Regions from separate parts of the Homo sapiens genome. Here regions 2 and 3 are each linked to region 1. A link is a loop called in an ENCODE intact Hi-C map of the cell type or tissue named here. Cell type or tissue: PC-3. All regions are shown on one strand.

Region 1 (2,500 bases):
CTTCATTATTCAGGTATCAGATTAAATAGCACTGGAAGAAAGGGGATTCTGAATTAGACCATACTCCCTGTTAGACATTTTCATAGCACTCACCTTCCTTCATACCACTTATCATGATTGTAAATGGTAATCATTTGAATAATTATTCTTGAAGCACAGGTCATGCTGCATCCTCAATATAGAGTTACTGACACAAACCACTTGCTCAAAAATACTAAGTAATGAATATTATATATGAAAATATGTGGTTGTTGAGTACATGGGATGAGTAAATTTAGAACTAAAAAAGATTATTAATGCCAACTAATGCCCAGTGCCTACATTTAGGATAGCAGTCCAAATGATGATATTGGAAAACTCTTAATCAACTAACACACACACACACACATACGAACATTTAACTTAAACTCACTGGGCTGTTTATTTGTATCTGAAAACTTTTATGAGTAAGTATAGTATAAAGGGAAAAAGATGTCACAGGGCAGGGTGCAGGGCATTATGAGAAAAGCTGAGCAGATGGCCAGGGGATGTGCCATGCTTCATTATTAAGCACTTGTGTGACCTTCAGGCACTCTGGACCTTAAATTTCTTCTTTGTAAAATAACTTAGCTAGATTTGATCTCTATGAGACCCTATTTCTCAATTCTAACATGCAATTTTTTTTTCTAATTTTAATCTCTCTAAAATTGAGATGCATCTTACAATCAATGCTTTCTACATCCCTGTCAAGTGTGGTTGTGAGTGACATAAACAAAAGAAAAAGTCTTCCCTTGATACCTTCTGGAAAGATCAAGAAAACATTAATACTAAAGCACGTTAGATTCAGTGAAATACAGGGACTTTGAGCCATAAAATTCTGTGATACTAAGTTATTTCCTTTACCACCCATTTCCTAACATTTTAAATCATTTAAAATTAAAAGATAAACATTTATAAAATAGTGTGTCTTTGTGTGACTCACTGACCTGATTCCTGTTAATCATGCTGTAGGTCAAAATGGCCAGGGTGTTTAGACTCATAACTGACATAGAAATATTTACAGTATGTTTTCATCCATGGCTAACTCAAATACCATCACACATACATATTTACCTAAAGACATTCTTTTTTGGTTGAGAAAATAGTCCTCAACCCAGAATTCTCCAAATAAAAAGCTTCATTTCCCTACTCAGCATGAACAGAATCTACGTTGTAAAAGCCTAAAAACGAATGCTTTTGCCACTTTTCATGTCCTTTCACCATGGTAGATTTTTATTTTTTATGAATCAGGCATCATGTATTTATTCAAACAATTATGATATATTTTGATATATAAACACTACACTTACTGGGATGCCACCCACACAGACACACACCTCAGAAGCATTTTAGAGACCTTCCACTGTTCTATCGTTTCTTATTAATTATTTTGTGTTTCAACATTCTGCACACAGTCAATTTCAGTTAATTATACCAGGAATCTCTCTAGAAAATGAAAAGCACTGTATGCACACATTCACCCAAACACAGAATTGTATACACAGAGCCAACATCTGGACACATTTATATATGCCACCCCTCACAACCACAAAGATTTTCTTCAATGAGTTTTGTATCGTTTTGTCTTGAATACTTAATGTTTTCTATAAACTATATCACTTCCCCTTGGGGTTAAAAACGGCATATTTTTAAATCTCTCTCTTTATTCCTTGCTTCAGTTTGTTTTTAAACATATTGACTTAATGTCAAATCTTCACTTAAAACTGGCTTTTGCTAATTTTTGCTATGCAGCTTCTATTATTTAAGTAGAGGTGTTTGCATTTAACGCCAACTGAAGGCAGCGTGAGCTGTCTAGATGGTGCATTAGGGAGAATAGTTGATGGATTACAAATCTCTGCATTTCACCAACAAAAATGAATTTGAATCCATCAATTTTATTCCCTTATGCCAAATTTAGGAAGTTCAGTTTATGCAGATGTGTCAAAATATTACATTCAACACCTAGATGAACGAGTTAAATTAATTTAATTTTGCAGTTTGCTTTGATTGGGTTAGGCTAGTTCTATACACAAAGCAGAAACTCCAAGGGAAATTGAACCTAGTGAGGGAAGGGATCAGGGCAGTAGCAGCTGGGCTCAGCTGAATGGTCAGACAAAGTGTTAGAAATCAGTAACAAGGGAAGGGAGGTGCCTAGACTTTCCTTCTGACACCCATGCCTGTCTTTTACTTAACACCTATCTGATGTCCCTGAAAGAAAGTAACCACAGCTGTGAATAAAATTAAGATGAAAAAAGGCCATTGCGCTTGCAATGCAGAGCAGATCAGTCAGGGCGACCAAAATGAAAGAGAAAAAGGAACAATAATCCTGCTGTGTGGTTATATAGCACCTTTCATCAAAACAATGTGAGAATTCTCTATTTTTGCAGGCCAGCTCCCTAGAGGGCTTTGAAAGCAATTCAGGAGGGAAATAAAAGGATTGCAGAACAGATTTCAGGCTTGAATGATAAAATGGACATTCTGC
Region 2 (2,500 bases), 68 kb before region 1:
AGCGTTTGTTTGACAGCCATCAGAAGCTAGGGAAAAGATTTTCCTCATTAATGTTCATGAACCTTAGTTTCCAGTGATGGCATAGTAAAGTAACATAATCATAATGCTTTGCATTACCTCTCTTAATTTAAAAAAAAGCAAAATCTATAATTATTTCAACTCCAGTTTAGACCATAAACAATGAACAGTTCTTACAGAAAAAGGTCCTCTGTGTGATAAAAATAAACTGTTCAAATTTAGAAACAAAGCTGTAAATGTGAGGGTGAATCAATGTTCCTAAAAACCTAAGTACTTGAACACTCACAAGTTGGAAGTGAAGAAAATAAAGAAGGGAAAGTAAAGCACTTTTTCATTATTGTTTAATCAAAGTGAATTTTTAAGAGTCATGACACTACCTTTGAGAAACTGCCCTATAGATACCAACCTAAAAAAATGCAGGCAGAAAGAATCAGGTTTCTAATTTGAGACATAAAAGTTATCACATGCAAAACACAACAATTCAAACCATGAGGTCAGTTGGGATTTTTTTAATGATTATGTAGAGTCATATGTCATTAAGGCAAAACTGAAAATGTAAATGGGAGACTGTGAAATATTTAGTAGATTTAAAAATATATATCCTTTTTTTGTTTCTACCAATGTGGTGGATTAGATGTCTTAGAAAATCTCCTATATAAAAAAAAAAAAACACTTTAAAATAAAGGAGACCAAAAAACTCATAATTCTTGTAGGTATATATCTGAGATTAAACACAATAAGAAAAATCCCTAGAATCCAAAAATGAAGAAAGATGGAACCAAAGTAGCAGCATTATGTTGATGTTTAGGATTGATGGAGTCATGAGGCCAAGAAGAAAGTTGGGAGTTGGAATTGAGAAACACTTCATATGAAACTAAGACTTTCAAAAGCCTATGCTATGCGTGAAAGAGTGAGTCTTGAAAAATAGTCTAATTACAAGCCCAGGGAATTAAGAAAATTTACCCGTGTTGGGGGTCAGAGTGTGGGTTGGGATAAAGAATTCTTCGTAATCACCATTTTACCAACCTGTGGTTTCGGGTTTAACTATAAACCATAGATAATATCAAAGAAACTCGAGGTCAACACATTTTATTAGAGTTGGCCTGGACTGTTTACCATAGACACCAGCCAAAAGCAAATATGTATTCTCTCTGAATATACTTTCATCTCAAGGCTTTCAGTGTTGCCACAGAAAGTACATACCAAAGTTGTAAACTATACAATAAAACGAGTCAACATAGTGAATCAGGAAGAGCAACAAACAGCAAAAAGAGACATCTCCCAAATAAAAGGTTGAAAACAAAATATAAACTATCTATTTGTATTTGGAAAATGATAACATATAAATATGTTCTCTATTTAAAATGCTCAAGGAAATTAAAATTGTGTAGGAAATAAGAAAAAAAGTACTATCAAAATAAGAGGGAGAGCTCGCTATAATATCTAACAAAAAAGAAAATAACAGATATTAAAAACAACGTAAAATAAAATAGCAAATTAAATACACAGTTGAAGATACAAATTTGTATCTGAGCACAAAAAGAGGTGGAAAATATAAAAGATATGTTAAAGATATTAGGCATAGGATGACAATGACAAATATTAAATTAGATTCCCAGAAAGAATGAATATACAAAATGGGGCAGGAATATTCAAAGAGATAGATAATGTCTGAAATAACAGATTTTTCAAACTTAATGGAAGATAAAACTCTACTTCAAGAATAATAAATCTCAAGCAGAATTGTATATATGTATGCATGTGCATGTATTTGTGCATAGGTACATGTATCTCCATACCAGACATAATCTAGAGAAACTGCAAAATATCACGGATAAAGGCAGATATTAAAATGTCAGAGATTAAAAAGAAAGAAGGAAACCTTGGCCTACAAAAAAAGCAATTGGACCAACAGCAAGAACAAGGGTGGAAATAAAAAATATGTACAATGAGTGTTCAAAATGCTGAGAGAAAGTAATGTCAACATAGGATTGTATACTCAGCTAAACTAGTATCAAAGAATAAAGCAAAAATAAATAAATTTCAACACAACTTGAGAGAGCTTATTACTAGTGAATAGTCAGTAGAGGACTTCTGAAAAATGTATTTGAGGAAAAAAAGGATGGAAGAGCTGAGATGAAAAAAGAAATGTTAAATAGAAAAATTGGTAACTATGTGGGCAAATCTAAAAATATATCAGTATTACAACATCTAATTTCAGAAGCTGAAAAAATAGGTGTTACCAAAACACTAGAAAAATAGCAAGTATAAAAATAGGAGGTAATAGTGTTAAATCATTATAATATCCTTGGATTATTTTGAGAAAGATGATAAACATATTAATGTTAATTTCTAAATGTGTATGTGTTAAAATTTTAAAGATTTTCTGTAAAAGGTGAGAAAGCAAGTATGATAGTTGAGGAGATATAATAGGATAATAGTAATAATTAAGAATCCAAAAGGAGAACTGAAAAACTAACAT
Region 3 (2,500 bases), 270 kb before region 1:
TATACCAAATGTCGAGATCCTCTCTCTAGTTTATTAATCTAGTCCATACTATGGCCTTAAGGTAATAAATGGTTGGCTCAAGTTACAGATGAGCTCTCCAACAAACTTGACCACTACTAAATATTAGCACTGGTGAGACAGGCTTGATTTAGAAGCACATCTGTTCTTGAGGCTAGGCTAGAAAAAAGCCTGGTATGATGGCTAATTTCATCTGACAATTTGATGTCCAGACATTCGGCCAAATATTGTTTTGTGTGTGTCTACGAGTGTGTCTCTGGTTGAGACTAACATGTGAATCTGTAGACTAAGTAAAGCAGGTTACCCTCTCTACTGTGAGTGGATCTCATGATCAATTACAACTTGAATAGAACAAAAAGACTGAGGAAGAGGGAACTCCTCCTCCCCAATTGCTGGGATATTGGTCTTTTTTGGCCTTTGGACTCAGACTCGAACACTGACTGTCCTTAAGTCTTAAGCCTCCTGGCTTTAGTTAATTTATTATAATTTCAACTTTTATTTTAGGTTCAGGAGGTACATGTGCAGGTTTGTTACATGGGTATTTAGGGTGATGCTGAGGTTTAGGCTATGATTGATTCCATAACCCAGGTAATGAGCATAGTGTGCAATAGTTTTTCAACACTTGCTTTTCTCCCTCCCACCTCTAGTAATCCCCAGTGCCTAATGGTGCTATCTTTATGTCCATGAGTACCCAGTGTGTAGCTCCAATTTATAAGCGAGAACATATGATATTTGGTTTTTGCTTCCTGCATTAACTTGCTTAGGATAATGGCCTCCAACTGCATCCATGTTGCTGAAAGTACATACTTTCATTCTTGTATATGGCTGTGTATTATTCTGTGGTGTATACATACAACATTTTCATTATCCAGTCTGCCACTGATGGGTAGTTAGGTTGACTTCATGTCTTCGTTATGGTGAATAGTGCTACAATGAACGTAAGAGTGCATGTGTCATTTTGGTAAAAGAATATATTTCCTTTTTGATGTATACTCAGTAATGGGATTGCTGGGTTAAATGATAGTTCTGTTTTAAGTTCTTTGAGAAATCTCCAAACTACTTTCCACAATAGCTGAACTAATTTACATTCCCATCAAAAGTGTTAAAACATTTGCTTTTTTCTTCAGCTTCGCCAGCATTTATTGTTTTTTTGACTTTTTAAAAACAGCCATCTGACTGGTATCAGATGGTATGTCATTGTGGTTTTGATTTGCATTTCCCTGATGACTAGTGATGTTGAGTATTTCTTCTATGTTTGTTGGACACTTGTATGCCTTCTTTTGAAAAAAGTCTGTTTATGTCATTTGCCCAATATTTAATGGGTTTATTTGTTTTTTGCTAGATTAATTGTTTAACTTCCTTATAGTTCTGGATATTAGAACTGTGACGGATGCATAGTTTGCAAATATTTTCTCCTAGTATGTAGGTTATCTGTTTACTCTGTTGATTTTTTTTTTTTTGCTGTGCAGAAACTCCTTACTTTAATTAGGTCCCACTTGTCGATTTTTTGTTGTTGTTGTTGTTGTTGCAATTTGAGGACTCAGTTATAAATTATTTGCCAAGGCCAATGTCCAGAATGGTGTTTGCTAAGTTTTCTTTTAGGATTTTTATAGTTTGAATTATTACATTTAATCTTTAATCCATCTTGAGTTAGTTTTTGTATATAGTGAAAGTTAGAGGTCCAGTTTCATTCTTCTGTATACGGCTAGCCAGCTATCACAGCACTACTTATTGAAGAGGGAGTTCTTTTCCCATTGCTTATTTTTGTCAGCCTTGTGGAAGATCAGATGGTCGTAGATTTGTGGCTTTATTTATCTGTTCTGTGTTCTGTTCCATTGGCCTATGTGTCTGTTTTTGTACCAGTACCATGATGTTTTGGTTACTGTAGCCTTATAATGTAGTGAAGTCAGGTGGTGTGATGCCTCTGGCTATGTTCTTTTTGCTTAGGATTGCTTTGGCTATTTGGGATCATTTTTGGTTCCATATATATATTGGCTAATACTCCTGATTTAGGTGACTAAAGCAGTTTCAAACCCAGTCACCACATGCTGTTCTCTCAATTGGCTTTCTATCCCTTAATATGGGAAGTTTAATGGTATATGGCATATTTAGAAACTGATCACTTCTAATCTTCTACATTGGTCTATCTTGGTGCAGTTTTGGGGGTGTCATCATTTCTTTCACGTATAATTGCACAATATTCCTAATTCTTTCTTGCTTTGTCCAATTTCACCCCTCACTACAGTCTATTCTAAACACAGTAGCCAGAATGATCCTATAAAAACATGAGTCAGATAATGTCATTCCTGCTATGGTTTGAATTTTTGTATCATCCAAAACTTATGTTGGAATTTCATTGCTGTTGTAACTGCATTAAGAGGTGGGACCTTTACAAGGTGATTAGGCCATGAAGGCTCCAACTTCATGGTGAGATTTGTGTCAAAAAGGTGAGTTCAACTCCCTCTTTCTCTCTCATGCTGTC

Evidence for each region. Hi-C counts contacts between places; a loop is a spot of excess contacts. Peaks named below come from ENCODE experiments on the same cell type or tissue, not always from the same donor. Only the 100,000 strongest peaks of a DNase experiment are listed, where the experiment ranks them.
Region 2: a loop joins it to region 1, with 8 times the contacts of the local background. A loop is called at or near these places in 1 of 110 quality-filtered maps.
Region 3: a loop joins it to region 1, with 8 times the contacts of the local background. A loop is called at or near these places in 1 of 110 quality-filtered maps.

The regions. Positions count from the first base shown.
Region 1 is chr6:91,437,276-91,439,775 of GRCh38, reverse strand. No RefSeq gene overlaps it. Among named protein-coding and RNA genes, the nearest start is that of MIR4643, 83 kb to the left of the region's middle. In PC-3, no CTCF peak of the experiment used is centred here; a DNase peak (open chromatin) is centred at 1,005; H3K4me3 peaks cover 492 bases; H3K27ac peaks cover 1,352 bases.
Region 2 is chr6:91,505,364-91,507,863 of GRCh38, reverse strand. No RefSeq gene overlaps it. Among named protein-coding and RNA genes, the nearest start is that of MIR4643, 15 kb to the left of the region's middle. In PC-3, no CTCF peak of the experiment used is centred here; no DNase peak of the experiment used is centred here; H3K27ac peaks cover 264 bases.
Region 3 is chr6:91,703,491-91,705,990 of GRCh38, reverse strand. No RefSeq gene overlaps it. Among named protein-coding and RNA genes, the nearest start is that of CASC6, 14 kb to the right of the region's middle. In PC-3, no CTCF peak of the experiment used is centred here; a DNase peak (open chromatin) is centred at 1,240; H3K27ac peaks cover 701 bases.